Regions from separate parts of the Homo sapiens genome. Here region 2 is linked to region 1. The links are chromatin loops, found by intact Hi-C in ENCODE. Cell type or tissue: Calu3. All regions are shown on one strand. Links, peaks and the distances in the headings refer to the core of each region. The heading gives the core; the rest is flanking DNA. Region 1 overlaps PACS1 (phosphofurin acidic cluster sorting protein 1). Region 2 holds the start of LOC105369354 (a long non-coding RNA gene).

What was found. A loop is a pair of places that touch in the nucleus more often than their neighbours do. Peaks named below come from ENCODE experiments on the same cell type or tissue, not always from the same donor. Only the 100,000 strongest peaks of a DNase experiment are listed, where the experiment ranks them.
Region 2: a loop joins it to region 1, with 1.9 times the contacts of the local background. A loop is called at or near these places in 3 of 110 quality-filtered maps.

Annotation. Positions count from the first base shown.
Region 1 is chr11:66,112,007-66,127,815 of GRCh38, forward strand. The region is part of intron 1 of PACS1 (phosphofurin acidic cluster sorting protein 1); the gene reads left to right. Among named protein-coding and RNA genes, the nearest start is that of PACS1, 50 kb to the left of the region's middle. RefSeq lists enhancers at 1,324-1,413, 14,786-14,845, 14,792-15,086, 15,336-15,809 and a silencer at 15,446-15,505. In Calu3, for the core only: no CTCF peak of the experiment used is centred there; a DNase peak (open chromatin) is centred at 7,785.
Region 2 is chr11:66,177,801-66,193,609 of GRCh38, forward strand. PACS1 (phosphofurin acidic cluster sorting protein 1) reads left to right here. Exons shown (of 24, transcript NM_018026.4): 2 at 15,686-15,773. It overlaps LOC105369354 (a long non-coding RNA gene), which reads left to right and starts at 6,525. Exons shown (of 2, transcript XR_950219.2): 1 at 6,525-7,853; 2 at 11,767-12,436. In Calu3, for the core only: no CTCF peak of the experiment used is centred there; no DNase peak of the experiment used is centred there.

The DNA.
Region 1 (15,809 bases), core at 5,642-10,641:
CCCTTCCCATCCCCCGTGGTTCCCTTGCTCTCCTGTCGTTCACACCACCCTGTCTCACCTGCATCACGCAGTAGCCACCAGACTGATCTGTTTCACTGCCTGTGCAGTTCTTCTCTACACTGCCGGCAGAGTGGTCTCTTTGAAATGCAGATCTGATTGTTGCACTCACCTGCCTAATCCCCTCCAGTAAAACCCAGACTTCTTCTCCTGGCCTACAAGATCCTGTTTGGCTTGGCCTCTGCCTGCTCTCCAGCCTGTTTCTTACCCTCTTCGCCTAGTTTGCTGCATGCCTGCCACATGGCCTGCCTTCTGCTGCTGCTTGGATAGGAGAGGCTCAGTCTCTCCTTAGGGCCTTTGTGCTTGCAGTTCTTGGAAATGCTTGGATGTCAGAAGGTTACATGGCTGTCCCGTTGGTGTCATTCAGGTCTCACTCAGCGCAGACAGGCCTTCCCTCGCTGCGCAGTTAGTCACATGCCTCTCGTTGCTTTCTTAATATTTTACTTTAAACTTTTTTTCTATTACATACCTTATCCGACATGATTTTGTTTGTGTGTTTTACAGGAGAGGGGTTATATCTGTCTCGTTCATGACTGAGTTCTCAGTGCCTGAACAGTTCCTGACATCCAGTAGACCCTTTATATCTATTTGTTGAATAAGTGACTGCTTTTCCCGTTGTGCATGGGCCAGTGCCAGGGGTCGAGTTGTAGTGAACTGAGAGTACATGGACAGTGCTGAATGGGGAAATGAAAGTTATCAAAAGCCTCTGGTGCCTTGCTTATTCATAGCAGATTTGTTCATAATAACAAAAGCTGGAAAGAACCCAAATGCCCATCAACACATGAATGAATAAACTGTGGCTATGATTTGGCTATAAAAAGAATGATACATGGTGGAATATGGATGAATCTTGAAAGCATTATGCTGCATGAAAGGAAGCCTTACACAGAAGAGCACATACTTAGGATTCCATTGATATGAAATTCTAGGAAGGGCATTTAATTTATAGTAAGAGAAAAGTGGCTAACCAGAACCCAGGATGGGAGAGGGTTGACTGGGATGGAACACAGAACTTTTAGGGTAATGGAAATGTTCTGTATCTTAAATATGGTGGTGATTACACAGGTATAAATTTGTCAGAACTTATCAAAATGTACAATTAAATCAGTCCACTTTATTGTATATAAACTATTTCTCAAAGTTGAACTGGTGTCTGACATTTAAATGTACTTTGGATTTCTTTTGTTTACCTACCCACTTCTTGGGCAGATGACTTTTCTTTTAATTTCCAGTTCTCCTAGCTACCTGCTGACTCATCCCAGACGTACTTACATTCCTGTTTCTGAATCAGTTCCAACATCCTTTGGGTCTCTTGTCCTCAATCTCTAGTTGGCAAAACATCTTTCTAATTGCAGGGTTATTGGTTATCTTCAGATATGCTATTGGAACTTACTTACCATCAAGGCTAGTTGGGTCTCCACCTCAAAGACTAAGTATCTCCAAACAGATACTTTTACAACGTAACAAGCAAGGAAAAAAAATGTTTGCAGCACATGTAGTTTGACAAGAAGACATAAGAGTATATTTTAAACTCTCAGTTCCTTTCGGTATGATGACTTGTATACTTTGATCAGACTTCCTCTTCAGAAGTTGTAGTCTTTATGTTTAGGATTCCTCCTGTTCCTGTTAATACAGCAGCTGAACTGAAAGCTGTATAGAGATTTGATGAATAGTTGACTGTCTCGTGATCAAACTCTTGCTCTGACATTAATATACTTTATTTAGTATCAAGTCTAATTTTCATCTTTTATTTTTCCTCCCTTTAGTTCACAGAATCACCCAGTCCTTTCTTCCTTTATTAATACATTATTTTGCAAGTGATATATGACCACAGCCTCATAAAGTACTCAAGCAAACACATAGGGTATGATGTGAAAGTGCCACTGAAGCTCTTTTGCATCTCTCCACCTCCCCAGACAAAAATACGATTAAGAGTTCGGCAGACATTCTTCCAGATCTTTTCCTAAGCATTGACATAGGACATGTGTACAGATACATAGACATTGTTTACGTAAGCAGAATCACTATGAGTTGTTCAGCTTGTTTTTTTTTCACATAAAAACGTATCTTGGGGGCTGGGTGCGGTGTCTCACGCCTGTAATCCCAGCACTTTGGGAGGCCGAGGCGGGCGGATCACAAGGTCAAGAGATCGAGACCATCCTGGCTAACACGGTGAAACCCCGTCTCTACTAAAAATACAAAAAATTAGCCGGGAGTAGTGGCGGACGCCTATAGTCACAGCTACTCGGGAGGCTGAGGCAGGGAAATGGCATGAACCCAGGAGGCAGAGGTTGCAGTGAGCTGAGATCCCACCACTGCACTCCAGCCTGGGCGACAGAGCAAGACTCCGCCTCAAAAAAAAAAAAAAAAGTACCTTGGGGATTTTTCTGTTTTTGTACTTACAGGCCTATCTCATACTTTTTAATGGCTGCTTAGTATGCCATAGAATAGAGAAAACACAGTTTATTTAACTAATCCTACTAAATGGACATTTATTTCTAATTTTCACTCTAATAGTCAAAAAATGAATTTAGAAAATGCAAATAATTTGTGTTTTTAGGGTCTTTCATTTCTTATTTAGTTATATAATTATTCTAGCTTTTAAAAAAGCTTATTAGGGTGGGAAGTGCCTCACTGATACTGTAATGTTAGAACTACACTGAAAACTTTGTTTCAGAAGAAAAAGTTGAATGTAAGTTCTCTGTGACTGCGGACTTCATTAGCATTGTGTCTTCAGGGCTTTCTTTTTAGGTATGATTATAAACCAAAAGCACTATAAGTGGTTACATAATTTTCTTACAGTTTGTATACCTCATTCAAAAGAAGCATACATCTCTAAGGATTAGAACTAGAACCATAAGCCAGGTGTGGTGGCTCACACTTGTAATCCCAGCACTTTAGTAGGCTGAGGTGGGAGGATCATTTGCACCCAGGAGTCAGAGACCAGCCTGGGTAACATAGGGAGACCCCATCTCTACAAAAAAAAAATACAAAAATTAGCCGGGCATGCTGGCTCATGGCTGTGGTCCCAGCTACTTGGGAGGCTGCGGTGGGAGGATTGCTTGAGCCTGGGAGGTCAAGGCTGCAGTGAGCTGTGATTGTGCCACTGCACTCCAGCCCAGGTAATAGAGCGAGACCCTATCTCAAAAAAAAAAAAAAAAAAAAACTAGAACAGTGACCTTTGGTTGTAACATGATCAGCAGTTGGTTATAATGAGTGCTTTAAATTAATGTTTTCCCATGGAGCTGGAGCCAAGCATTTGTGAAAAATGTTTTTTCTCTCTCCCTTTTTCAGTTTGAAATCCTGCTAATACACTAATTTCTGTGGAACTTTCTACCAGCCTCTACTGGTGACCAGCAGTTGCTGGTTTATTAGCACTCAAAATATTTAAAACAAGCAAGAAACCTGTCTTTCCATCTCCTTGCCCTGTATATGGAGATGCACAAATATGGAAAATTCTGATGTTTAAGCAGAATTAGTTATATTTCAGGTAGATGGATTTGAATCTTTCAAAACCCCACATGAGGTAAGTATATTTCTTCAGCCCTGCTTTTCAGCAAATAGTGGGACTGCAGAGCAGGCTGACATTTGTCTTAGCTACCCAAGAAGGACCAAAATTGCCTTCCTGTTAGGTTTTGCCTGCATGTTTAGTTATGAGACAGCCTGAGACCCTGTTTTTCTTTCGTATTAGCTGACCTCGGTATTAACCTCACCTTCCCTCCTCCCCTTCTTTTTTTGGTTTCTGGTTTTCCTTTTCAATTTGTTACAAGTACGCTTAAAGCACGAAGGCGTTGCAGTTGTTAGAGATTATTTTGTTCTCTGGCGGTTTCAGTTATCTTGACTTTAAGCTTTCTTCCTCTTAGACAAATAATATAGGCAGCTGTCATATCTGAGGGTTTTAAATTCTTGTTAACCTTTTAACTTATTGTGATTAAGATGAATTTGAAAAGAAAGCCATTTCCTCTATTTAAGAATTGCCTTGGCAAGAAGTTGGAAATCCTAGAACCTTGTTGCAAAGGAATGTGTCGCTATTTGTTATGAATGAGTCTGGTTGGGTCCAGTGAAACCTTCCTATTGCTAATGTGCAATTAGGTATCTTCAGTGAGGGAGAGACTGTCCTCTAAGCAAAGCAGCTAAAGCTCCAGGGGCAAAGGGCAGAGCGAATAAGCAGGGGCCTGGGTCATCTATTTTGTTCTCTGGCCTGAAAGCATTTGACTGCTCATCTCACATCCCTTCTTTGCCCTCAGTCGTTAGATATTAGGTCTACTGTGGTTGAATGAGACTGTCTACAAAAGGGTTCCAGTGCTCACCAAAAGCTGTTTGTAAATACGAAGTATTACATATTATCTTTCCTAAGGTTGTGAGAACCTAGAAGAACTGCCTTTGATTAATGCTAGAAAACAGCTCTTATGAGACATAAAGTTCATTTAATAATCCCACAAATGCTTACGAGCAACTATTCTATACCAGGCAGTTTTCTAGCTTTTTGGAAATAGAGTGGTGAACAAAATAGATGAACATCTCTGCCTTCATAGAACTTAGATTCTAGCTGGGCACAGTGGCTCACGCCTGTAATCCCAGCACTTTGGCTGAGGCAGGTGGATTACTTGAGCTCAGGAGTTCAAGACCAGCCTGGGCAACATGTTGAAATCACATCTCTACCAAAAATACAAGATATTAGCCAGGCGTGGTGGTGTGTGTCTGTGGTCCCAGCTACTCATAAGACTGGGGTGAGAGGATCACTTGAGCCTGGGAGGTGGAGTTTGCAGTGAGCTAAGATCGTGCAACTGCACTCCAGCCTGGGTGACCAAGTGAGACTCCATCTCAAAAACAAAAAAAAAAACAACTCAGATTCTAGTTGGGGAGACATATACTAAATAAGATAACACAAATAAAGGGCAGTATATAGTGAATTCAGTAGGGACAAATGCTGGGTAGAAAAAACTAAGCAGGGGAAGAAGACAGGAAGTGTCAGGAGTAGTACTGTGGCTTTATTATTATAAATTGTTTCCTTTTAAAAACGATGTGTATTATGCATTAAAGCATTGCTCTGAGAAGGGGTCCTCTGACTTCTCCAGACTGCCAAAGGGACCCTGGCATTGAAAGGGTTAAGGAGGCTGGGCGCAGTGGTTCACACCTGTAATCCCAGCACTTTGGGAGGCCTAGGTGGATAGATCACTTGAGGTCAGGAGTTTGAAGCCAGCCTAGCCAACATGGTGAAATCGTGTCTCTCCTAAAAATACAAACATTAGCTGGGCATGGTGGCGGGCACCTGTAATCCCAGCTACTCAGGAGGCTGAGTCAAGAGAATCGCTTGAACCCAGGAGGAGAGGTTGCAGTGAGCCGAGATCGCACCACTGCACTCTAGACTGGGCAATAAGAGGAAAACTCCATCTCAAAAAAAAAAAAAAGAGAGAAAAGAAAGAAAAAGAAAAGGTTAAGGACCCCTCATTAGAGTTACAAGACCAGCCCTCAACATGTGATTAAAAGATGTTTGTTATGGCCGGGCGTGGTGGCCCATGCCTGTAATCCCAGCACTTTGGGAGGCCGAGGCAGGCGGATCACCTGAGGTCGGGAGTTCGCGACCAGCCTGACCAACATGGAGAAACCCCATCTCTACTAAAAATACAAAATTAGCTGGGCATAGTGGCGCATGCCTGTAATTCCAGCTACTTGGGAGGCTGAGGCAGGAGAATTGCTTGAACCCAGGAGGTGAGGTTGCAGTGAGCCGAGATTGCGCCATTGCACTCCAGCCTGGGCAACAAGAGTGAAATGCCATCTCAAAAAAAAAGAAAAAAAAAAGATGTTTGTTTCCTCTTTGATGCTTTATGTGATAATGATGCGGTAGACTTTCCACATATCTCCCTATTATATCTGGTAATTGTGGCTTTAAATTATTTGAAGCTGTCATTCACTTTTGAGACTAGTGTTTGTAGGATGTTTTTTCCATTTGTGTTCTGTAGAACCCCAGGGTACCCTGAAGCCTTTTTGGCACATGTGGGGGTCATTTTAAACGTATGTTTGGATTATTCATCTACGTTAGTCTAAACAAGTAATCAGATGCCTGGCTTTGAGGTAGGTATAAGTAAAGAGAATAGACTAAGGGGTTGGTGCATATTTATGGAACATAAACAGCATAGATGGTTAACAGATGCTACACACAGGTGAACCACTGATTTAACCTGTTATGTGTATGCCATTGAGCCACTATCAAGACCTTGAGCTGCTACCTAGTGTCTGTATAAAGATAAGAATTTCCAGCCAGGGGCCGGGCGCTGTGGCTCATGCCTATAATCCGGGCACTTTGGGAGGCTGAGGCAGTAGGATTGCTTGAGCCCAGGAGCTCAAGACCACCCTAGGCAACATAAGGAGACCTTGTCTCTGCAAAAAATGAAAATATCAGCCAGATGTGGTTGTGTGCACTGGTAGTCCCAGCTCCTTGGGAGGCTGAGGTGGGAGGATCACTTGAGCCTGGGAAGTCAAGGCTGCAGTGAGCCATGATTGTGCCACTGTACTCCAGCCTGAGTGACAGAGTGAGATCTTGTCTCTAAAATATAAATAAATAAAAAGGATATTTTCTAGGCCAGGCGTGGTAGCTCACGCCTGTAATCCCAGCACTTTGGGAGGCTGAAGTGGACCAATCACCTGAGCTCAGGAGTTTAAGACCAGCCTGGGCTTAGGCAACATGGCGAAACCCCATGTCTACAAAAAAAAAAAAAAAAAAAAAAAGAAAGAAAAAGAAAAAAAGATATTCTGAGCTTATTTTCTCGTTATTTCCTTCTCTCCCTTCCCAAATATTTTTTTGAGCATCTGTGTCAGCTAGGAATACAGAAACTAAAAAACATTGCTTGCCCTTGTGACTGGGGAGATATAGACAATTGAATAATCAACCACAACATGTTATAGTAAGTGCTAAGATAAAGGTAGGCACAAGTGTCAGGGAAAACACAGAAGTGGGATGCCTGAGCTGAGTGGGAGTGGGGGTGGCCCAAGAAGGCTTCCTGAACCAGTGGCACCAGATGGACAAGGGAGAGGCCCCCTACTCCCTGCTTGTCCTCTGCTCTCTTCTGACCGGTAGCGTTAATACTTCTTTGGTTTAATGCAGGATCACCAGACTCTGTGGCCCACGACCTGTTTTTGTGTAGCCCATAAGACATACCTTTCTAAGTACTATAGCTGAAAAACATCAAAAGAGTAGTAATATTTTGTGACATGTGAAAATTATATGAAATTCAAATTTCTGTCTGTAAACCTCACTGGAACACAGCCATGCTCATTCGTTTGTATATGGTCTGTGGCTGCTTTCTCCCTACAACGGTAGAATTGAACAGTTGCATCAGAGACCTTATGGCCTGCTAGGCCAGAAATGTTAAGCCCTTTACAGAGAAAGCTTGCTGGCTCCTGTTTAATGCTTTAACTGCCCTACTGAAAGGCAGGAGGTTGAAAAAATGATGGTAGTCAAAAGGAATGCATGAAATCCTGTTGTCTTCTGTTAGCTGATTGCAAGTAGTACACAGGATATATTTGAGACATCTCTTTTCCTATCTCCCACCAAAGGATAATTCAGGCGGATCTCAGTGCACAGGCACAGGCATTTGCCTCATTCTTGTTTTGTCTGTTTTGAATTTAGTTATGGGAATATTTTAATATCTCTCAAAAATAGGGTATCTGGTGTGAGTCAGAATGATTATAGAACATGCTTGCCTGGAGAACAGGAAATGCGGGATCCACTCCTGGTGTGCTGTTAGCTGAAGGACGTCAGAACTGTCCTTTAACCTCCCTGCAGGTCTCTAAATGGTAGGATTGTTTGGGGATTACACTAGATCATCTCTAGGCACCGTTCAGCTCAGTAGAGACATTGCTGCATGGTGGAAGGAGTGACCTCAGTGTGAATCCTGGTTCTGTCCCTTTCTGCCCAGGAGACCTTGAGCAGCTTATCTAAATGCTGTGTGCCTTTGTTAGCTCATCTGAAAATGTGGCTGTAAGAATGACCTCATGAGAATGGACTGAGATCATATTCTTAAAACTCTTGGCACTAATAGGTATTTAATCTACTATAACTGTGAAAATTATGTCTGTGAACTCTTTTTTTTTTTTTTTTTGAGACAGAGTCTCGCTCTGTTGCCCAGGCTGGAGTGCAGTGGCACGATCTCGGCTCACTGCAACCTCTGCCCCCTGTGTGCCACCACTCTCGGCTAATTTTTGTATTTTTAGTAGAGATGGGGTTTCACCATTATTGGCCAGGCTGTTCTTGAACTCCTGACCTCAAGTGATCCACCTGTCTTGGCCTCCCAAAGTGCTAGGGTTACAGGCGTGAGCCACTGGACCCAGCCTGAATACTAATTATATACTTCATTTTAATCAAACTCAATTTGTGAAATAGCTGGATTTAGGATTTGCTTAATGAAAGAGATATGACGTTCCTTTAAAAGCCAGCTTTTCTACTAGAATCAACATTATTTGAATTACATGCAATTATATGAGATCATATCAATGCATAGGAAGCTAGACATGTATTAGATTGTGGTTAAGGGCATACGCTTTGGAGCCATATAATATAGCTGTGGTTCAAAGCCTGGCTTTGCCATTTACTTACTAGCTGTGTATGATCTTGGCCTTCCATTTCCTCCTGGGAATGATAATAATACTTGCTGTGAAGATTAAATGAAATTACCCATGTGAAATGCTTAGCATGGTACCTAAGTAGTGCCACTCTAAAGTTTCATGGCCTCCTACTCTCTGGACACATACCTATCCTCTGTCTGCTAGAACTCCTCACTTCCCTGTTCTCCTAACTTACTTATCCTTCAGAGCCCAGTTCAAGGGACGTCTTCATGAAGTCCCCCTTGCCCCAGCCCTGTGCTTCCACAGGGCCTGTGCACGCCTCTCTCTGCTTCCCACTGTGTGCGGGCCCTACCTCCTCCTTTTATTGTGCTTCACTTTCTTGTGCTTCACAGATGCTGCATTTTTTACAGATTGAAGATTTGTGGCAACCCTACGTTGAGTAAGTCTGTCGGCACTGTTTTTCTAATAGCATGTGCTTACTTTGTATCTCTGTGTCACATTTTGGTAATTCTTGCAGTATTTAAAATTTTTTTATTATTGTGTTGGTTACGGTGATCAGTGGTCTTTGATGCTGCTGTCGTGATTGTTTTGGGGTGCCATGAACCGCATCCGTGCGAGACGTTAGACGTAATTGATAATGTTGGCATGTGCTCTGACTGCCCCACTGACTGGCCATTCCCCCATCTCTCTTCCTCTCCTCAGGCCTCCCTATTTCATGAGATACAGTATTGAAATTAGGTCAATTAATAACCCTACAATGGCTTTTAAATGTTCAAGTGAAAGGAAGAGTTACGTGTCTCTCACTTTAAATCAAAAGCTAGGAATGATTAAGCTTAGTAAGGAAGGAATATTGAAAGCCAAGACAGGCTAAAAACCAGGCATATTGAAAGCCAAGACAGGCTAAAAACCAGGCGTCTTGCAGCAGTTAACTAAGTTGTGAATGTAAAAGAAAAGTTCCTGAAGGAAATTAAAAGTGCTACTCCAGTGAACTCCGGAATGCTAAGAAAGCAAAACAACCTTATTGCTGATGTGGAGAAAGTTTCAGTGATCTGGACAGAAGATCAAACCAGCCACAACATTCCCTTAAGCCTAAGCTTGATTCAGTGCAAGATCCTGACTCTCTTCAATTTTATGAAGGCTCAGAGAGGTGAGGAAGCTGCAGGAGAAAAGTTTGAAGCTAGCAGAGGTTGGTTCATGAGTTTTAAGTAAAAAAGCAACATAAAAATGCAGGGTGAAGCAGCAAGTGCTGATGCAGAAGCTGTAGCAAGTAATCCAGAAGATATAGCTAAGGTGGCTAGATGATGAAATGAAGGTGGCTACACTAAACAACAGATTTTCAGTGGAGATGAAAGAGTGTTCTGTTGGAAGAAGATGCCATCTAGGACTTTCATAGCTAGAGAGGAGAAGTTAGTGTCTGGCTTCAACATTTCAGAGGACAGGCTGACTCTCTTGTTAGGGGTGAATGCAGCTGGTGACTTTAAGTTGAAGCCAATGCTCATTGACTATTCTGAAAATTCTAGAGCCCTTAAAAATTATGCTCAATCTACTCTGCCTGTGCTCTATAAATGGAACAAAAAAGCCTGGATGACAGCATATCTATTTAGAGCATGGTTTACTGAATATTTAAGCCCACTGTTGAGACCTGCTCAGAAGAAAAGATTCTTTTCAAAATATTACTGCTCATTGACAGTGCACCTGGTCACCCAAAATTCAGATGGAGATGTACAAAGAAATTAATGTTGTTTTCATGCCTGTTAACCACAACATCCATGCAGCAGCCCATGGATAAAGGAATATTTTCAGTTTTCAAGTGTTATTAGTTAAGAAACATTTTGTAAGGTTATAGCTGCCATAGGTAGTGATTCCTTTCATGGATCTGGGCAAAGTAAATTTAAAACCTTCTGGAAGGGATTCACCATTTTAGATGCCATTAAGAACATTTGTGGTTCATGGGAGGAGGTCAAAGTATCAACATCAACAGGAGTTTGAAAGAAGTCGATTTCGACTCATGGATGATTTCAAGGTGCTCACGACTTCAGTGGAGGAAATAACTGCAAAAGTGGGGGAAATGGCAAGAGAACTAGAATTAGAAGTGGGGTCTGAGGATATGACTGAATTGCTGTAATCTCGAGATAAAATTTGAACAGATGTTTCTTGTGGATGAGCAGAGAAAGTGGTTTCTTGAGATGGGACCTACTCCTGGTAAAGATGCTGTGAACACTGTTGAAATGATAATGTATTACAATAATTTATAACAATAACTATGTATTACATAAACTTAGTGATAAAGCAGCAGTAAGGTTTGAGAGAACTGAATCCAATTTTGCGAGAAATTCTGCTGTGGGTAGCATGCTATCAAATGTATTGCATACTTTAGAGAAATCTTTAATGAAAGGAAGAGTCAGTGTGACAAACTTCATTGTCTTATTTTAAGAAATTGTCACAGATACCCCAACCTTTAGCAGTCACCATCCTGATCAGTCAGCAGCCATCAACATTGAGGCAAGACCCTCCACCAGGAGAAAGATTGCAACTTGCAGAGGGCTCAGAAAATTGTTAGCTTTTTTTTTTTTTTTTTAATGAGACGGAGTCTTGCTTGGTTGCCCGGGCTAGAGTGCAGTAGCATGGTCTTGGCTCACTGCAACCTCCGCCTTCTGGGTTCAAGCAATTCTCCTGTCTCAGCCTCCCAAGTAGCTAGGATTATAGGCACGTGCCACCATGTCCAGCTAATTTTTGTATTTTTAGTAGAGACAGGGTTTTGCCATGTTGGCCAGGCTAGTCTTGAACTCCTGACCTAAGGTGATCCACCTGCCTCGGCCTCCCAAAATGCTGGGATTATAGGCGTGAGCCACCACGCCTGGCTCAATAAGCCATTTTTATTTTTTTATTTTATTTATTTATTTATTTTTTTGGGACAGAGTTTCGCTCTGTCGCCCAGGCTAGAGTGCTGTGGCGTGATCTCGGCTCACTGCAAGCTCCACCTACCGGGTTCATGCCATTCTCCTGCCTCAGCCTCCCAAGTAGCTGGGACTATAGGCACCTGCCACCGCGCCCGGCTAATTTTTGTTGTTTTTAGTAGAGGTGGGGTTTCACCGTGTTAGCCAGGATGATCTCGATCTCCTGACCTCGTGATCCACCCACCTCAGCCTCCCAAAGTGCTGGGATTACAGGCGTGAGCCACCGCACCCAGCCCATTTTTAAATTAAAGTATATACTTTTTTTTTTTTTAAGACAATGCTATTGCACAGTTGATAGACTACTGTATAGTGTAAACATAACTTTTATATGCACCGGGAAATAAATAATTTCATGTCACTTGCGTTATTGCAGTGGTCTGGAACTAAAGCCACAATATCTCCAAGGAACTGTTTACTTGCTGTCTCGCTATCAGACTGTGAGACTGTCAAGGGCAGGCATTCTGCGCAGCTTTGGCAATACCGTCTAGTTGTAAAAAAGACGGAACTGTTTCAGGCCATGGGCATTCTAGTGGGAAGACAAATATTTAATCTCAAGTGTGCAAAATGCTGCCATAGAACAGGAGTGCAGTGGAGCATAATAGGAGCTCTGGACCTTGTCTGAACACATAAAAGAAGCCTTTTTCCTAAGGAGTGATTGCTTAAGTTGAAACCTGAAGGATGTGTGGGAATTAGCTAAGTGAAGAGAAGGAAGAGTTCCAGGCAGAGAAAACTGTGGACATAATGGCTTTGGGCAAGTTACTCAGCTTCTTCTCTGCTTCAGTGTCTTCATCTATAAAATGGGAATAATATAACCTAGAGTTATATAGTTAGGGTTGTTGTGATCATAAAGACAGTATTTTAAGTCATCATCTTCTAATATTTCTGAAGTGGGGCATAATTGGTTCATTCAGGATAACTTCTGGGTCCACGTTTATGTATTGAATGGCTAAATGTATGGATCTGCTTACTGCACTTTAACCTTGTTCTTTACCTGCTCTGAAGCCTTTCTTGCATTTTAATGACAAGAACGGTGTATTTTGCCTTTCAGTGAGTTTGTTAATTATGGAGATCAAACTCTGCCTTTCATTACTGCATAAGTCTCATGGTGTGTCAGACATCTTAGGTCAGTGTGTGTCATCAGTTAGAATGCTTTCACCTTCAAGAAACAGAAAAGCCAGCTCAATGACTTAAACACACAGATGTTTATCATTTCAGAAAACAAAAGTCTGGGGCAAGGGTGAGTCCAGTGCTGGTTAACTGAGCAGCCTGGCAAAGGCATCAAGGAGCCAAGTTCATTTTGCCCTCCTGCTTTGTCATCCTCAGTACAGGCTTGCCCGCTGGCTCCCCATGGTCTCAGGTGGCCTGTCGCAGTTCCAGGTGCCACAGGGAGACACCAGAACATCCCATTGAGGAGGAGGAACTGTTTCTTTCCATGTCTGTCTCTTTATTGATGAACATTTGGGTGGCTTCCACCTTTTGTCCATTGTGAATAATGCTGCTATGAACATTGGTGAACAATAAATTCTTTTTAAAAATACAGCATCTAGGGGCTAAGCTATGAGGATGCAGAGGCATAAGAATGATACAATGGACTTTGGGGACTCGGGTGAAAGGGCAGGAGGCAGGTGAGGGATAAAATACTGCAAATTGGGTACAGTGTATACTGCTTGGGTGTTGGGTGCACCAAAATCTCAAAAACCTACGGAAATAAAAAATTAAAGTACCACATCAATTAATGCGTAGACCAAATCTTATTGCAATTAAATTTCTACTTTTAGCATCATTTGCTACAATGAAGTTCTAGTATTTGAAATATTTTGAGCCACTGACTTGCTGTTTAATGGGATTTGATCCCATAGTAAAGAAGATATAAACCAAGTAAGTCAAAAGGATCTTAGAAGCAATTTTATTCCATCCTCTATTTTGAAGATGTTCTGGATTCAGAGTGATTTTCCAGGGTCAGAGAGCTAAGTCATGTTAAATAATTCAAAGTGTATGAAAATACACATTACTCACAGATTCAAGTAGAGTAACCAGGGGTGTCTTTTGCCTCTAGTCTTACTCTAACCAGTGTCTAACTATGCCTGTGTAGATAAAATAAAATAGAAAACTGGGATAATTCAGGTATTCAAGTAATTGAAGAAAATCAGTCCTGTTTAAAATATCTGGGCAGGCCGGGCATGGTGGCTCATGCCTGTAATCCCAGCACTTTGGGAGGCCGAGGCAGGCAGATTACTTGAGGTCGGGAGTTCAAGACCAGCCTGGCCAACATGGTGAAACCTCGTCTCTACTAAAAATACAAAAATTAGTCATGCATGGCGGCGCATGCCTGTAATCCCAGCTACTCGGGAGGCTGAGGCAGGAGAATTGCTTGAGTCCAGGGAGCAGAGGTTACAGTGAGCCGAGATTGTACCATTGCACTCTAGCCTGGGTGACAGAGCAAGACTCTGCCTCAAAAAAAAAAAAAAAAAAATGTGGGCAACTCTAATACTTAGCTTTTAGGTATTTGCTTCAGTAGTCCACTTTATGTGTTAGTGTTCGACATTACTAGTGGGATTTTGCTTCTCATGCTCTATTTTCTGATTTCTATCACCAGTGGTTTCATAGTTGTATACAGTAATCTCTGGTTAGAGACAGAGGCAGTGGCCTGCTGGGGAACACACCAGACGGAAAGTGAGAGTTCCTTGTTTTGGGCTTTACTTTGCCCTTGACTTCCAGTAATCAGGGTGTTTCCTTGTTCTGAAACACGCTTGTGTTAGTCACAACAGGTTCACAACTGGCAGACAGGTAATCCCTGAACAAGTAAATCCCAGTGGAACCAGAAAACTGGGTCTTGTTTTCCTTAATTGGAACCTGACTTAGAATCAGCTATTGAACTGGGAAACAAACAAAAAATAAGTGTTAGCCATTAGAAAATGAATTTAAATTACTGGTCTGTCCCTATTTAGAATTTCTTGCAATCATTTCCACTGTATGTAACACTGAAATCCTTTGTGGTTGTCTGCTGCAAAAGTGAATCTTTGACCCAGCAACTTTAAATGCTTTTGACACCATTGGGAATTTTGAGAATTGTTAATTTAATCTGCACTTGTCCTAGGTGGGGGTGGGGATGAGGGAGAAGTGATGTCCTTTTGCATTGGCAGTTATGCTGTTTGTAAGCAGAGGCTTGTGCTTCTGGAACTTATGTTTACTAGGGAGTGATTATTAGCATAATAAGTATCATATTCTAGCTTTTATTTCTGGAGGCAGTAAAGAGCCAGCCAAGCAGAGAGAAGAGTGGGAGGTGACTGGCAGCAAGGGCCTCGTCGCTATTAGTGCAACACTGCTGCGGGTGGAGGAGCTTTTCATCAAAGCAGGAAGAAGGGGAGGCCTTTTCTGCCTATGACTCCAACTTCCCTGCATGCCACGTCTTTGCAGGCCTGCAGTGAGGTTAGGATGTAAACGACTTTCTTTTCTTTCCCATCCCAAGCTCATCATGGGTTCTCTCTAACTGATTCTTGTTCTCTTAGTAATTATTTAGCTGTCAAGCAGGGACTTGTCCTGACAAGGAGAACGGGAAGGCCCTCTGGTTCCTGTCTACACAATGTCTGTAGTCCCTTCTCTCAAAGACTCAGTGTTGAGACTCACATGTCTCCCCGAAGGGAAGGAGGAGGCATTCAAGTAGAAACACATTTACGTCAACAGGTTTTCTGAACCCCCGGTGAATTTTGAGTTCTTAGTGCAACCTTCCCCTGCTTCACCGTTCCTGTTTCTTCTCTGTGCCTCTGTTTTCCGGTTGGGGAAGTGGAAAGGATCCTGACTCTGGAGGAAAGTGGAGAAGAACCAGTGGGCCCGACTGCATCAAGAGCCTCCCCTTAGCAGAGAACCGCCTGGTCCTCCTCACTCATACGTGCTGTCTGTGTGCAGGGTGCTCATGGGAGATGTTGAAGAGGTGTAAGAAGGCTTCTTCTCTGTGTAACTGGGGAGCAAGACATGCACACAAAGACAAGTGCATCAGGGTACGTTCAGTGTGTAACTTAAAATAAGCGACAGACATAGTGTGGTGGGCAGAACTGTGTGTATTTCAGACAGCGGCTCAAGGACTGCTTGTCTCTTTGTAGGAACACTGTAGGCCAGAATCAGTCTGTTAAATGGGAGTTGATGTCCTGTGACACTTTTCTAGATTAAATCGTCCTAATACTCTACAATAAATGCTTTTGTTTTTAGTTACTTGAGGGAAAAGATGGTATT
Region 2 (15,809 bases), core at 5,065-10,064, 65 kb after region 1:
ACGGGGTCTCACATTGCTGTCCAGGCTGCAGTAAGCATTTTAAGAGTGGGAACTTTGCGTATTTTGTATCAACATTTAGCACATTTGTATTTGTAGCATAATAGTATTTGTATTCAACAATTAGCACAATAGTCCATAATGGATGCTTAAGAAAAATGTAGTGAATTAATGCATCCAGGTGTCTAGGTTCCATTTTTAATATTTAGATCTGCTTCATCTTTTCCAGAGAGTTGAACCAATATGATATCTAGTTATATTAAATATCAAGTGTTTTACTAAGTATTGAGTAGATATATAGGAATATTTAGTATATATATCATGTAAAGAATCACATTACAACAAACACCCAATAACCTACCACCCAATTTAAGAAAATTAATTTAATTATCAGGAGTTCCTTGTATGACCTTTTTTCTCATTCCTTTCCCTTCTTCTCAGAAGTAACTGCTATCCTAAATTCTGTTGTTATCATTCCCTTGAGTGTTGCCTTCTTGAACAGTATATTGTTAGTGTTGCATGTTTTGAGCTTCATGTACATGGAACCGTACTGGATGTGTTCTATTTTCTTATTTCTGTGTATAGCAGTAATTCTTTCCTTTTCACTGCTATGTAGTATTCCATTGTATTACTACATGTGCATGCGTGTGTGATAGACATTCACAGTATTAAGCAGTTTTTTGATTTTTTGCTTTTTCCAAAGAGCAGTGCTAAAAAATTCTTGTTCCTGTTTTATGGTGGATTATATCTATCAGTATTTACTGTATTAAAATTGAAATAGAAATGTTTTAAATGTTTACTTAGTAACTCATTTAGAATAACAATTTAAAATAATAAAATTAAAATAAAAATGGATGTTTTTATGAAAAAACTGTTTTAAAACAAAAAAACAGAAGTGTGGCATTATTTTATATTTTTTTCAGATCTCTTTACTGTGTGGCTTAATAGAAAATAGCTAAGTTCTCACATCTCTTTCTGCATTCAATCTGTTACAGTATCAACAATAGTCAGAAACCTCACTATACTTGAGAGAGAATGAGGTTGAAATAGGAAATAAAATATATAATTATTTTGAAAATAGCTTTGACCTTGCACATCTTCTGAAAGGGTTTCAGGAACTCCCACAGGTCCCAGATCACACTATCACACTTAAAGAACCACTGCCCCAGGGTGTGTCCATTCTCCCCCTTTGCTGGTAAGGCCAGACCCCTCCAAAGTGAATGAATGTATTAAGTTGTCCCCTGCCACCCACCAGCAGTGTTTAATTGTTTTAGTCACTCTTATCACAGCACTTGATGTTGTCAGATTTATAATTTTTGCCAGTCTGGTAAAAATGAAATACTGTCTCCCTGTGGTTTGATTTGCATTTTCTTTGTTACTAATGAACTTAACCATCTTTTTATATTTTATTGACCACTTGCTCTCCTTTTCTGTTAAGTACCTATCCAGTATTTTTCAGCCATAACTCAAGTTTCATTCTACCTTGTAAAGTAATTTAAAATGTTTCTTTTTAAAGTACACATTCGAGGGTCAAATGGACTGTTCCCAGTTTTATTTAAGCAGTAATTTAAACATTAAGGAAAATGTTTAAGATTAAGAATATTGTTTAGACCTCGGGTGATCGGCCCGCCCCAGGCTTCCAAAGCTGGGATTACAGACGTGAGCCACTGTGCCAGGCCTAGAGGTTTCCTAGATTTCTTTGGGAGCTATTAACTGGCACTTTTGCAGGGGGAAACTTGTGTAATGTTTGGGTCAGTATAACATTCAGTATTAACATATATACCCATTCTAATCAGAGGAAATGTATCTTGACTTAAAAGGTTTCTGTTATCTCTTTGGACCTCAGTTTCCATCAGTAAACTGGAAATAGTACTTTCAGCTCCAGTACTCTGGGTTCTAATTGACTTTGTTTAATCTTTACTTCAGTTGTATAAAGGGGCTTGAAATTAACTTGAACCATAGGTACTTTTTCTTTAAGTGCCCTTTAACAGTTAATTGTGGCCCTCTGAATTCTGTTCAGCCTGTTCCTTTTGCTCTCATTGTTTGTTTGTTTATTTTTATGTATTTATTTTGAGACAGAGTCTCCCTCTTTTGCCCAGGCTGGAGTGCAGTGGCATGATCTCAGCTCACTGCAACCTCCGCCTGCCAGGTTCAAGTGATTCTCATGCCTTAGCCTCCTGAACAGCTAGGATTCACCACCACATCTGGCTAATTTTTGTATTTTAGTAGAGATGGGGTTTCACCATGTTGGCCAAGCTGGTCTCAAACTCCTGATCTCAGGTGATCCGCCTGCCTCAGCCTCCCAAAGTGCTGGGATTACAGGCATGAGCCACTGTGCCCAGCAGATTTTTTATATTTTAATTTGATATTATCTTGGCTGAGCACAAATGCTCCACTGCACTCCAGCCTGGGCAACAGTGAGAAACTTTGTCTCAAAAAAACAAAAAACAAGATATTAATGCTGCCACCAGCTTTTTTGGTTGATTCTCTTGAGATCCAATAATACACAGTCATACATTTACAAATAAGGATTGTATTGTCTCTTTCTTTCAGCTTTTTTTTTTGTGTGTGTGTGTGAAACGGAGTCTCACTCTGTTGCCAGGCTGGAGTGCAGTGGCGTGATCTCAGCTCACTGCAACCTCCCACTCCCTGATTCAAGCAATTCTCCTGCCTCAGCTTCCTGAGTAGCTGGGATTACAGGCACGCACCACCACGCCTAGCTAATTTTTGTATTTTTAGTAGAGACAGGGTTTCACCATGTTGGCCAAAATGGTCTCGATCTCCTGACCTCATGATCCGCCTACCTCAGCCTCCCAAAGTGCTGGAATTACAGGCGTGCGCCACCGCACCCAGCCTTATTTTTTTACTTACTTAATTTTGAGATAGGATGTTGCTCTCTCAACCAGGCTGGATTGCAGTGGTATGATCATAGCCCACTGCAGCCTTGACCTCCTGGGCTCAAGTGATCCTCCTACCTCAGCCTCCCTAGTAGCTGGGACTACAGGCATGAGCCACCATACTTAACAGATTTTTTAATTTTTTGTAGAAATGTGGTTTCACCATGTTGCCCAGGCTGGTCTCAAACCCCTGGGCTCAAGTGATCCACCCTCCTTGGCCTCCCAAAGTGCTGGGATTGCAGGTGTGAGCCACCATGCTCAGCCCTTTCAACCATTATCCCTTTTATTTCTAATTACTTCAGCCAGCTTTCCAGAGTTTTATGTAAGTAACACAGATAAGCCCTTCCTTATATTGTTCTTGTCTGCAGAAGGAATGTTCTGGTCTCTCATTGTTAATCCTGATGCTAATTATACACAAATATGTAGCTGTATATATTTATGGAAGGTATATATTTTTTAAATTATGTTAAGGAAGTATTTTTTCTGTTGCTTTTTTTTTTATTTTAATTTTAATTTTTTATTTTTTATTTTTTTTGAGATAGAGTCTCACTCTGTCTCCCAGGCTGGAGTGCAGTGTCGGGATCTCAGCTCACTGCAACCTCCACCTCCCAGGGTTCAAACGATTCTTCTGCCTCAGTCTCCTGAGTAGCTGGGATTACAGGTGTCCACCACCACACCCAGCTAATTTTTTTTATTTTCAGTAGAGACGGGATTTCACCATGTTGGCCAGGCTGGTCTTGAACTCCTGACCTCAGGTGATCCACCCACCTCAGCTTCCCAAAGTGCTGGGGTTATAGACGTAAGCCACCCCACCCGGCCCTATTGCTCTTTTAAAATTAGTAGTGTATGTTGAATTTTATTAAGTGCCTTTTTTAGCATCTAATAAAATAATTATGCTTATTTGTTCTTTTGAGCTTATTAATGTGATAATGTATTAAGTTTCTAATATTTCTTGTCTTAGGAGTCTCCCTTAGATATAATATATTTTTGTTTGATTAGTTCTTGCCCAAATTAGTTTTGGCTGGAACCTGGATGGTTTTTTGTTTGTTCTTTTTTTCCCCACACACCCTGGACAGTTTCTGTTTGTTTTTGTTCCTCCCACATACCTGCTTTACCTCAGTCACTGAGACACATGTACTAATGGGTTGTCATGAATGAAGAACTGGAATTTAAGTGACTAGGATTCGTCAAATGCTGATGACGTGTAAGGTTCTCTTTAGCAAAGTTTAAGGAAGGCAGTTCACCTTTTTGAGCACTTCTGTATGCCAGAGTCTATGCTAGGAACTTTTCACATTTGCTAGTTCACACAGCAATTCTATTTTATAGATGAGAAAGCTTACATTTAAGTCTCTTCTGCAATACTAGAGGAGCTACTTTGGACCTGAGACTTTTTGTATCTGGTTTTAATAAGCAAAAGTCCACACCCTACCTCTGAGGCCTGTTTCCCAATCCAGAAAATTATCATCAAGGAGATTGCAGAGAGAGATAGAAAATGTCATACATTGTGTTGGTCTGTGCAAGTAATTGGCATTCATAACCCAAAGATAAACATACCCTGAGTAACTGAAAATTTTCTTAGAATCTTATGTCCCTCTACTTCATAGAAAGCCACATCTTATGGCTATGGAGTAAAATATCCCTAAGGATGTTCCTTAGTTCTGTTTATTGTTTAGGCTTAAGTTTTTTCTCATTCGCTGATATTCTCCCATCTGAGTGATTTCAGGATGAAATTGCCCCATTCAAACATTTTCGGGAAGAAAATTTAGTTGCTTTGCTTTTTTTTTTTCTTGAGACATGGTCTTGCTGTCACCCAGGCTGGAGTACAGTTGCGTGATCATAGCTCACTGCAGTCTCATCTCCCAGGTTCATGTGAGCCTCTCACCTTAGCCTCCTGAGTAGCTGGAACTATAGGCATGTAGGCACATGGGCGCGTGTGCCACCACCCTGGGCTAGTATTTTTTAATGTTTTTATTTTTTGTAGAAACAAGGCCTCACTTATGTGCTCAGGCTGGTCTTGAACTCCTGAGCTCAAGCAATGCTCCTGCCTCAGCCCTCCAAAGTTCTGGGATTATAGGCATGGGGCACCATACCTGGTCTAGTTGCTTTGCTTTTGAAAAATCTGCTTTAAGGTTACTGGTTTAAAAATAATGCCTTAAGCTGGGTGTGGTTGCTCACACCTGTGATCCCAACACTTCAGGAGGTTGAGGCGGGCAGATCGCTTGAACTGGAGTTTGAGACCAGCCTGGGCAACATGGTGAAACCTCGTCTCTACTAAAAATACAAAAATTATCTGGGTGTGGTGGTGTGCACCTGTGGTCCCAGCTACTTGGGAGGCTGAGGTGGGAGAATCACATGAGCCCAGGAGATGGAGGCCGCAGTGAGCTGAGATCATCCCACTGCACTCCAGCCTGGGTGACAGAGTGAGACCCTGTCTCAAAAATAAATAGATAAATAAATAAATAATGCCTTAGTTCATTGTTTCACAATCAAAATTATGCTATTTCATATGAAATAATAGGTTCAGTATCTACATATATTTGGGTAACTTCTTCAGCAGTAAGAATATAGTGCTCAGAAATTTACTTGTTGGTGTTATTGAAGCTTGTTGAGACTTCCACAGGTGCCTGTAAAATAGAAACAATTTTAGAAATGTTTTTACTCTCACAAAGGAAAACCTTTTTCACAATTTTTTTCTCTTGGTTTACTCTTTATGTGAATAAATGCTGTTAAGGGAAGAGGCAGGGCTTATTCTTCCCATCTTCTGATTAAAGAACTCACACAGAGAGGAAAATGCCTTGCTCATATGACACAGCCATTTCTTGGTAGGACAAAGGAGTAATCCAGGTCACTTGTCTTCTGTTCCTTGCATTTATCTGCTCTGGTCACAAAGGGACCAGTGTAGGACAGGCAAGCCCCAGAATTGGGGCTTAGCCCAGGAAGGTTCTTTGCTTTGCTCAGGAAAGAATTCAAGAGTGAGCCAGTGGTAGAAGAAACCAGCTTTATTGAGGTGGCAGTGTTACAGCACCGTGACTGCTCTGCAGAGCAGGGATAGACCTGGTAGGCAGCCTCAAGAGCAGCACTCAGTGGCAGTTCTGCAGTCGTATTTATACCCACTCTTAATTACATGCAAATTAAGAGGCAGATTATTCAGAATTTTCTAGAAAAGGGGTGGTAACCTGCAGGTTGTTGCCATGGAAAGGAGTAGTGACATCTGGGTGTTGCCATGGCAATGGTAAACTAACATACACCAGTGGGTGTGTCTTAGGGAGTGGTGGTGTTGCCTCTTCTGTTACAGCCAGTCTTCAATCTGGTCCAGAGTTCTGCCTCCTACCTCACGACCATCATTTTGATTTGGGGTCTAACTAGTCAGGTTTTTATTTCATCCAGATCTTTGTTTCTCCTTTCTTCCCCTTTTTCTGTGCAAAATTTGACCACTTTGCTGTTTATTGATATCTTATTAGAAGGGTATTAGCCGGGTGGTAGTGGCATGCACCTGTAATCCCAGCTACTTGGGAGGCTGAGGCAGGAGAATCGCTTGAGCCTGAGAGGCGGAGGCTGCGGTGAGCCGAGATCGCACCACTGCACTCCAGTCTGGGTGACAGAGTGAGACCCTGTCTCAAAAAAAAAAAAAAAAAAAAAAAAAAGAGATGAGAGGGGAATGGAATATGACCATTTCTCTCTTAGTGAGCCTCTCAAGTTTGCATGAGAGTAGGTTAGAAACAGCTGTTAAATGCAAGTTGAGGATCATTTGTAGAAATTATTCAAGGCTGTTTCTCCTTTATCCTACAGTCACGTATAAACTAGAATTATTTAGAAGGTTTCAAAAGATTCTTGTCACTATATTTTGTTCTTTTCTGTACCCAGTTATCAAGTAGACAGCCTTATTCTTTCAGACTTAGTCTAATGAGAGCTAAATAATTTCTTGAGAGAATTTGCTTGTGCTCAAATATGTCCTCACTGAAGCCTTAGCCCAGTTACTCAGTGATCTCCTTTTGTGTAATTCAGAACTTAATTATGCACTGTCACGTTTGTTGGTTAATTGTTTGATATACTTAAATCCTGTCCTTTCAACTAGGTTATGAATTGCTCAAAAGCAGAGATTATGCCCATTTTTTTCTTTTTCAGCTCCTAGCACAGAGCTAAGTACAGAGAATATGTACAGTAAAAGGCTGATGGAGGTCTTTCTGGGAACACTCTATCAGCGGTACTCTGTCCTTCCTGCTGGTGGCAATGGGAATGTTCTCTGCAAGGGCTCACGAGGGCTTGCATGCCTATGAAGTGGAAGAGAAATGGCTTGAGGTGCAGGGAATGAGGGGACAGGCCAGGAACTCTCGGCCTAATTATAATAGCTATTGCCTCGCTGCTTTTATTGGACTGCTCTTATTGGAAGGAAATTGATCCCAAAGAGAGTCAAAGACAGGCTAAAACACTGAACTCATAAAAATATGAAAAGTAAGCGGTGAGAGCAGATCAAGGGACCAAGATTCGTTGTTTTGTTATTGTTTTATTAATGATGGTCTAGGACTTCCAAATGGAGTTTTAAAAGTTGAAAATAAATGACCTGTTACTAATATATTTTCAGAATGCCTATGTAGAGAGGAAGATTATTTCTCAGCTGAGTAACGTGGGATCCTCCTTTAAAAGTCCTTTGGACTCTAATCATCTTTGTAATACTCTGTTTTACTTTGAAGGCAGACTCAACTTCTTAGAGTTCCAGCACATTGAGCCCTGTTTGTCTCATCCATCTTTTCACTGACCTTCCAAAGGTGGACTGGCTGGAGAACCCCAGCTGTCCATTGTGTTTGAAATCCCTTTAAGTAGGGACTCGGCTAGAGGTGTTCTTCTGCCTGATCCCCAGATGAAAAGGACGGGAGGGGAGTGACAGAGGAGTCTTCAGCCAGCTGCCATATCCCCATGCCGGACCATGGAACCTGACTTCCAGCGCACTGTAGCAGAGAGGTAGCTAGAGAGCAGAAAGTAGAGATTTGGCTCTCCTAGGGATCTTGGAGAGAACTTTGTTATTTCAGCTTTTGAGATATCTTCTCTTCCTTCATAAGGATGAGACCCAGGGTTTCCTGATAGGGCACTGCCCTTTAAAATGGACTTTGGGAATAATTTGGCCAACTGGTTCTTTTTGAAAGTATTAATGTTTGGGGGTTGTAACTAAAGTCCTAACACCTTGGGAATCTGTTCCTGGTGAACATTACTTAAAGATAGGTTCACCTGCATACACAACAGAAAAACCACAAAGAAGAGGTTTCTTTCTTTCTCACGTAAAAATGAAAAAATCAGCTGGCAGCAGTGGCTCACACCTGTGATTTCAGCACTTTGGGAGGCCGAGGCAGGAGGATCGCTTGAGCCCAGGAGTTACAGACCAGCCTGGGCAGTGTAATGAGACCCCATCGCTGCAAAAAAAATTTTTTTTTTCTAATTAGCTGGGTGCGGTAGAATGCACCTGTAGTCTCAGCTACTTAGGAGGTTGAGATGGGAAGATTGCTTGAGTCCCAGAAGTTCAAGATTGCAGTGAGCTTTGATCATGCCATTGCATTCCAGTCTGGGTGACAGAGCAAGACCCTGTCTCTTAAAAAAAAAAAAAGCCACATCTTGCGTATGGTTTACAGAGGCCTGCATGTGAAGCAGCCCCACATAGGCTCCCTGGCCTTGCTGTTTCACAGGCAGACCAAGCATGCAGCCAGCTTAAGGCCTATGTACTTCTTCCCCTCAACCTAGAACTTCTCAAGGAGGCCCACCCTGGCCACCTAACTCAGAATTTCAGCCCTCCCCGCTCTCCTCTGCCTCTTGCTCGCAATACCTAGCTCTATTTTCACACAATCTGACCTACTACATAATTTACCTAATTATTATGTTTATTGCTTATTGACTGTGTCCTTTCACTAGAGTGTGAACTCAAGGACAAGACATTTTGTCTGCTTTGTTTACTGATGTATCACAAGTGACCAGAACAGCATGTGCCTCATTATAAGGCTGACAGATGAGTGACAGAGTAACGTGACAGAGCTGCAGTTCAAACCAGAGTGTATCTGACTCTACAGCCTTCATTCAGGCATTTTTTTTGTTTTAAATCAATGTGCAGATTGCATACAGTGGAGTGCATGGGTTTTGGATATAAGCCCTGTGGGTTTCTGCTGGTGTGTAGGCCCGTAACGTTGCCGTTGTTGGCCAGAGGGCTCCCTCATATCCCTTCCAATCAGTGCCTCCACCTGCCTTGGTCACTGTACTGGCATCACCACATGTTGGTCTTACCTGTTCTTGAACTTCACGTGGATGGTAAGACAGTACGTGGTCTTTTGGGTCTGGCTCTTCCGGCTCAGTGTAGTGGTTTTGAATCATCCATGTTGACACATGTATCATAGCTTGGTCTTTTTTGTGTACTACATTTTGTTTGTTCATTCTTCTGTTGGTGGGTGTGTTGTTTCCAGTATAGGACCATTGTGAGTGGAGCTGCTTTGAACCTTATTTTTTAATTTTTTATTTAATTTTAAAATTGACCGATCTTACATATTCATGGGGTACGTAGAGATGTTTTGATACATGCAATGTATGATGAACAGAACAGGGGGATTAGCATACCCATCATCTCAAACGCTGATCATTTCTTTGTGTTGAGAACATTGACTCTCCTCCTCCTAGCTATCTGTAATTAATATTATTATTAACTGTAGTCATCTTTCTGAACACTAGAGCTTATTCCTCCTATCTAGCTGTAATTTTGTACCCTTTAAGAAATCTCTCCATTTTCCTCCCTTTCCCCTGCTATTCTCAGCCTCTGGTATCATCTGTTCTACTTTTTACTTCTATGAGATTAACTTTTTTAGCTTCCATGTGTGAGTGAGATCATGCAGTGTTTTACTTTCTATTCCCAGCTTATTTCACTTAACACAATATTCTCAGTTCCATCCATGTTGCTGCAAATGACAGGATCTCACACTTTTTTATGGCTGAATAGTACTCCATGGTATGTGCACACCACATTTTCTTTATCTGTTCCTCTGTTGTCGGACCCCTAGGTTGATTCCTTCTCTTGGCTATTGTGAACGGTGCTCGGTAAACATGGGGGTCTGCATTGTCTCCCTGATACAATAATTTCCTTTCCTTTGAACCGATTCCCAGTAGTGGGATTGCTGGATCATGTGGTAGTTTTATTTGTAGTTTTTTGAAGGAACCTCCATGCTGTTCTCCATAGTGGCTGCACTAGTTCACATTCACTAGTTACAACAGTGTAGAAGAGTTCGCTTTTCTCTGCATCCTCTCCAGCATTTGTTATTTTTTGTCTTTTTGATAGTAGCCAGCCCAACTGGGGAATATGATACCTCATTGTGGTTTCGATTTGCGTTTCCCTGATGATTAGGGATGTTGAATTTTTTTTTTATATGTTCGTTGGCTATTTGTATGTTTTCTTTTGAGAAATGTCTGTTCAGATCGTTTGGCGATTTTTTTAATCGGATTTTTTTTTTTTTTTTTTGGCCGTTGAGATATTTCAGTTCTTTGTATATTCTGGGTATTAATCCCCCCATCAGATGAGTAGTTTACAAATATTTTGTCTTATTCTTTTCACTCTGTAGATTGTTTCCTTTGCTGTGCAGAAGCTTTGAACGTTCTTGTACCTGTCTTGTTGTGGTGTGCCTTCCTTTCTCTTGGGTTCCCTTGGGAGCTGGTTATAGGAGTAGACACACACAAACACACACACATATATGTAAAATCTAATCAACTACCAAATGGTTTTCTCGAGTAACTGTACCATTTTCCACTGTCCCCAGCCATGAGTGTAAGTTCTGGTTACCCTACATCTTCACCAGCACTTGGAATTATCAGCCTTTATAATTTTGCTGTAAAATTATTTTCTGCTGTAGAAAAACCAATTAAAGCAGGAGTGTCATCAGGGAAAGACTCTTCTCTTCAGGCCTTGTATCCTACATTTTCACTGCATGAGAAGCGCCCACCAGTGAAACACAGGGTAGCAGGAAACCTGGGGTGGGCAGCTAACTAACCCAGCTTCCTAATCACTGAGACTACTTCGTTACAATGTCTTGCCAGACACAGTCAGCATGAGTCATCCTCACAACTATATCTAGGAGTCTTTCCATCAAATGTGTGCAAATGCGGGTTTATGGAGAAATTTATCTTACTTCCTTAGTGTTCTCTGTTATATTAAGGTATATGTTAAAAAGTTCATTTATAATTAAAATAATTCTTCTAATTTGCTAATAAAATGCTTTATACCAACTTCAATTGGTCTCTGGACTGTGATAGGCCTAAGTGTGCATCATGTCTTGACTACTTCCTATGTGACCTGGGGACATTTTCTTAACTTCCAGCATCCGTATCTGTAAAATAGGTATAATACCCACCTCTTAGCATTACTGTGAAACTTAAAAGAGATAATGAAATGCATGTCAGGCAACTAGTACCTGATAGATACTGAATGAGGGATAAACATTTTCTTGTACTTTGAAGAATTAGAATACATTTGAGTCCCCAAGTACCCTTGAGTCATGCCATTGAAAACAAACAAAAAAAAATCCTGTTGAACTGATTGCCACAGGTTTCAAAATCAGTGTGTTGTGTGGCATTTCTGTGAAAACATGGAACATATCCAGTCTTGCTGTTGCTTTACCTAAGGTACTAAATCTTTCTTGGCCATCTTGTTAACATGAGGTGCCGTGGCATAAAGGTCTGTCTTGTCTATTTATTCAACAAATATTTATTGGTCTGTGATGTTTTTTCCTCCTAACATAATTCTGCCATATTATCCTATGATGTTTTATATGTTATGTAAGAGCCTTCTGGGGCATAATAGAGCAGCAGCACAGAACGTAACGTGATTGTTTGCTTTTCCCGCTGCGCTGTGTAGCCCACATCCTTCTACAACTCCAACAACTGGTTCAGTACCAGGCGCAGAGTGAATGTTCTCTAAATGTGGGCAGTGTTGATGAGTGAAGAATCTTAAGCAGAGAAGAAACTCATGTCCCTGACTGACTCCTGTGAGACGTTTATCTTGCAGTGAGTTTATTCAGCAGCCACAAATCAATTTGAAGGTGGAAAATGTTTGCTTTGAAAACAAGGAAAAACCTAACCCATCAGAAGCGTTCATGATTAGCAGTCTGCAAAAGTTGATCATACACATTGAGTTATCCTCGTCATACCCAACCAAAACAGAGCCGAGAAACTAGGGGAAAGGCACTCAAGGCATTGCTCCAGAAATGGAATTCTCTGCAAACCTGGCTGCTGAAACTGCCTGCTATAACCTGAAACCTGTTTTATCTGATGTCTACTGTGACGACGTGCTGCAGCTCTAAGACTAGCTTTGCCCACCACTCTCACTCACCTATCAGAGATTGCCAGTTTCCCAAAACCTTTCTTGTGCCGATGAACTTTCTCAAAGAGCAATAGTAACATTTCTCTTTTTTATAAAACATCTAAGCTTCTCTTTGTTCTTTGGACATACTGAAGACTACCTGATCTACAGGTATGCTCCCAATTGCAGCAGTTTTTTTCTTCTCAAATAAAACATTTGAATTTCAGAGATTTGTTTCTATTTTATTTGATTTTGGCAAGCCTCAGATGAGGACGAACGTTGGGCATATTCAGTCTTTTCCATTGGCTCATCCCAGTCATGTCCCATTTCATTTTGAGCCATCATTTTTTGCCTTGATGAAGGCACAAAATTCAGTTAAACAATGTACGTAGTTAACTACATTTGTTTTTGTTTGTTTGTTTGTTTGTTTTTTGAGATGGAGTCTCCCTCTGTCACCCAGGCTGGAGTGCAATGGCGCAATCTTGGCTCACTGCAGCCTCCACCTCCCGGGTTCAAGCGATTCTCCTGCCTCAGCCTCCCACATTTCTTTTTATTTTTAAGAGAATGGGATCTTTCTATGTTGCCCAGGCTGGCCTCGAACTACTGGGCTCAAGCAGTCCTCCCACCTCAGCCTCCTGAGTAGCTGGGACTGCAGGAGTTAACTACATTTCTGAATAGCCATTTGTGAACTGTAATAATCCCTTTGATATCAGTAGAACCAGAGTTCCCTGTGGGACAGCACATCTCTGCTCTGAAGGGAAGGGAGAAACAGGCGGTACTGTGGGCAGTCATTGAAGGGGGGATTTTGGAGGAAACAGCATGAACCCAGATGGCTCCAGAGCAACAGATGTCAGGAGAGTGTTTTAGGACATCAGAGTTGAGGGCACCCAGGTCACAGGCTGAGGAGGCGGTGACGTGATGGGGAAGGGCCAGGCCCTGGGATGAGGGGTGGTTCACTTCCTACTGCTGCTGTGACGAGTGGCCACAAACTTCGTGACTTCACACAACACACGTTTATTATCTTGCATTTCTGCAGGTCAGAAGTCCAAAATAGGTTTCACTGGGCAGCACGGAAGGTGTGGACAGGGTGGTGCTCCTTCTGGAGGCTGCAAGGAAGGACTGTTTTCTTGCCTTTTCCTGCTTCTTGAGGCTGCATATTCCTTGGCTCCTGACCCCCTCCCTCCATCTTCAAGGCCATCAGCCATATCTCCAGTCCCTGCTTCCTCCTTTGACTCTTTCCTCCCTGGCCCCCTCTTTTAAAGGCTCTTGTGATCATATTGGGTCCACCCAGATAATCCAGGATAATCTCCCCATCTCAGGAGCCTTAACTTAATCACATCTGCACAGTCCCTTTTGCCATGGGACTTTGCCAAGGTACCATATTCACAGGTTTTGGGGATTAGGAGATGACATCTGGGTGGTGGGGGCTGGGTATTTGGTCCACCACAAAGAGATTAGTTAGAATCCAGCTCTGTCATTTACTGGCTGTAAGTGAATTTGGGCAGGTCACTACTCCACTTGAAATGTTTTTCTGTTGCATGCGTAGAACAGTGAGCCCCCCAACACACATCCACACAGTCCTGTTTTTGAGGTCTAGGTAAAATGATATAGATGAAGAGACCTGATAAGCTTTCATACATTTTATTTGATTTTGATTCTAGCTTAAAGCAAAGAAAGAGATTTATTTGTTTTTCTTTGTGTTAGTCAGCAGATCTTTGAAAGTACTTGGGTGACTGGGCGTGGTGGCTCACGCCTGTAATCCTAGCACTTTGCCAGGCCGAGGCAGGCGGATCACCTGAGGTCAGGAGTTCGAGACCAGCCTGGCCAACATGGTGAAACCGGTCTCTACTAAAAATACAAAAATTAGCCAGACATGATAGTGGGTGCCTGTAATCCCAGCTACCCAGGAGGCTGAGGCAGCAGAATTGCTGGAACACGGGAGGTGGAGGCTGCAGTGAGCCAAAATCATGCCACTGCACTCCAGCCTGGGAGACAGAGTGAGACTCTGTCTCAAAAAAAAAAGAAAGAAAGTTCTTGAGTGAGGTTAATTCAAAACCAGAATTTAGTTCTGTTGACCTGGATTTGTCCTCCTTTAAAAAAAAAACAAAACATGAATTATATTAATTTCTTCACATACTCTTGTTAATCTGATTTTAGCTAGAAGCCATTTTAGGAAACTTAATGTAACAAATATTTGCTGAGCAACTATATACTGTGCCCAGCATTTGGGCAGATGTTGGGGAGAGAGCGGTGGAGAGGCAAGCCTGCTGCCTGCCCGCCGGAAGTTACACTCCAGTGGCATGATAGGAATTGTGCTGGGGACACATCACAGACTTTGCAAGGCATCGGGGGAAGTTCTCCTGGCAAAAATGCATAACCCAAGGCTGAGGAGGCGTTAGGTGGCAGGGTGGTGCCAACAGAAGGAACAGCAGCCTCCAAAGGCCCTGAGGCGAGAGAGGGTGGCACTGCCACGGAGCCAAAGGAAAGTTAGTGTGGCTGGAGCTGAGGGAGGGCTGTGGAGATGCAAGACAGGGGCCTGAGCAGGGCCTAGAGGGCCTCAGCACGGAGGAAAAAAGAGGTATGAAATCCAGCCGGATTCTCTGGACTTGTCATGACTCTGGTAAGCAACATCCCTCATGTGTACCGTTCCCCAGAACCTCTCCCAGGAGAAGAATGTGTAAAGACTTTGACCACCCAGGCAGCCATAGAAAGGCAGCTTCCAGAGTCTCCCTCCCACTCCTGCTGGAAGTCCAGGGTGGCCCTGCTGTGGTAAGGCCAAGGTAAAGTCAGAGCAGAGTTACTGAGACTCCACAGTGAGGGACAATCCTGTCACTTTTGAGTTGCGGGGAATTTCTTGATTTGTGGCACTGAAGATTTTCTGCATATTTGGAGCAAAATGCAGCTGAAATAGAATTTGTGACCATTTAACTATTTCCTGCCAAATGATGTATGTTTTGTTTGTGTGGATTATCTCCTCTTGCTAAAGATTTACATCTGTACATCTGTCAGGTGTGATCAGGTGGAAAGTAGAAGAGGAACTGTGTGATTCTCCTCCCTTGGTCTCCTCTTCCCCCTCAGAAATGGCTCCAACATACTAGGCATGGAGAATATTTTGCCTTTGGCTTGAGATGAATGATATCCATGGAAGTTCATGCAATAATGTACCTTTTGACACTTAACTTTAGAAGCTGGGCATGGTGGCATGTGCCTGTGGTCCCAGCTACTCAGGAGGCCAAGACGGGGAGGATCCTTGGGCCCAGGGCTCCAGTCTGGGCAACATAGTGAGACCCATCTCTTAAAAGTATAAACATTAAGTAAGAGGGGATGCTCTTCTACTGAGAGAGGGGACCCCTGGGACTGAGGACAGCGTTCTCACATTCTTACTTCAGGTAAGGCAGATTGCCTAACCAATTGTTCATCACTTTTCTCGCAAGTTCCTCGCATATGACAGCATCTTCCTTCTCTGTTTTTCTAGGCTATTCAGCTTGACCCTGAAGAAACTCGTCATGCTAAAAGAAATGGACAAAGATCTTAACTCAGTGGTCATCGCTGTGAAGCTGCAGGTGAGTGGGGCAGGACTGTTTGTTCAGGGCCCAGGG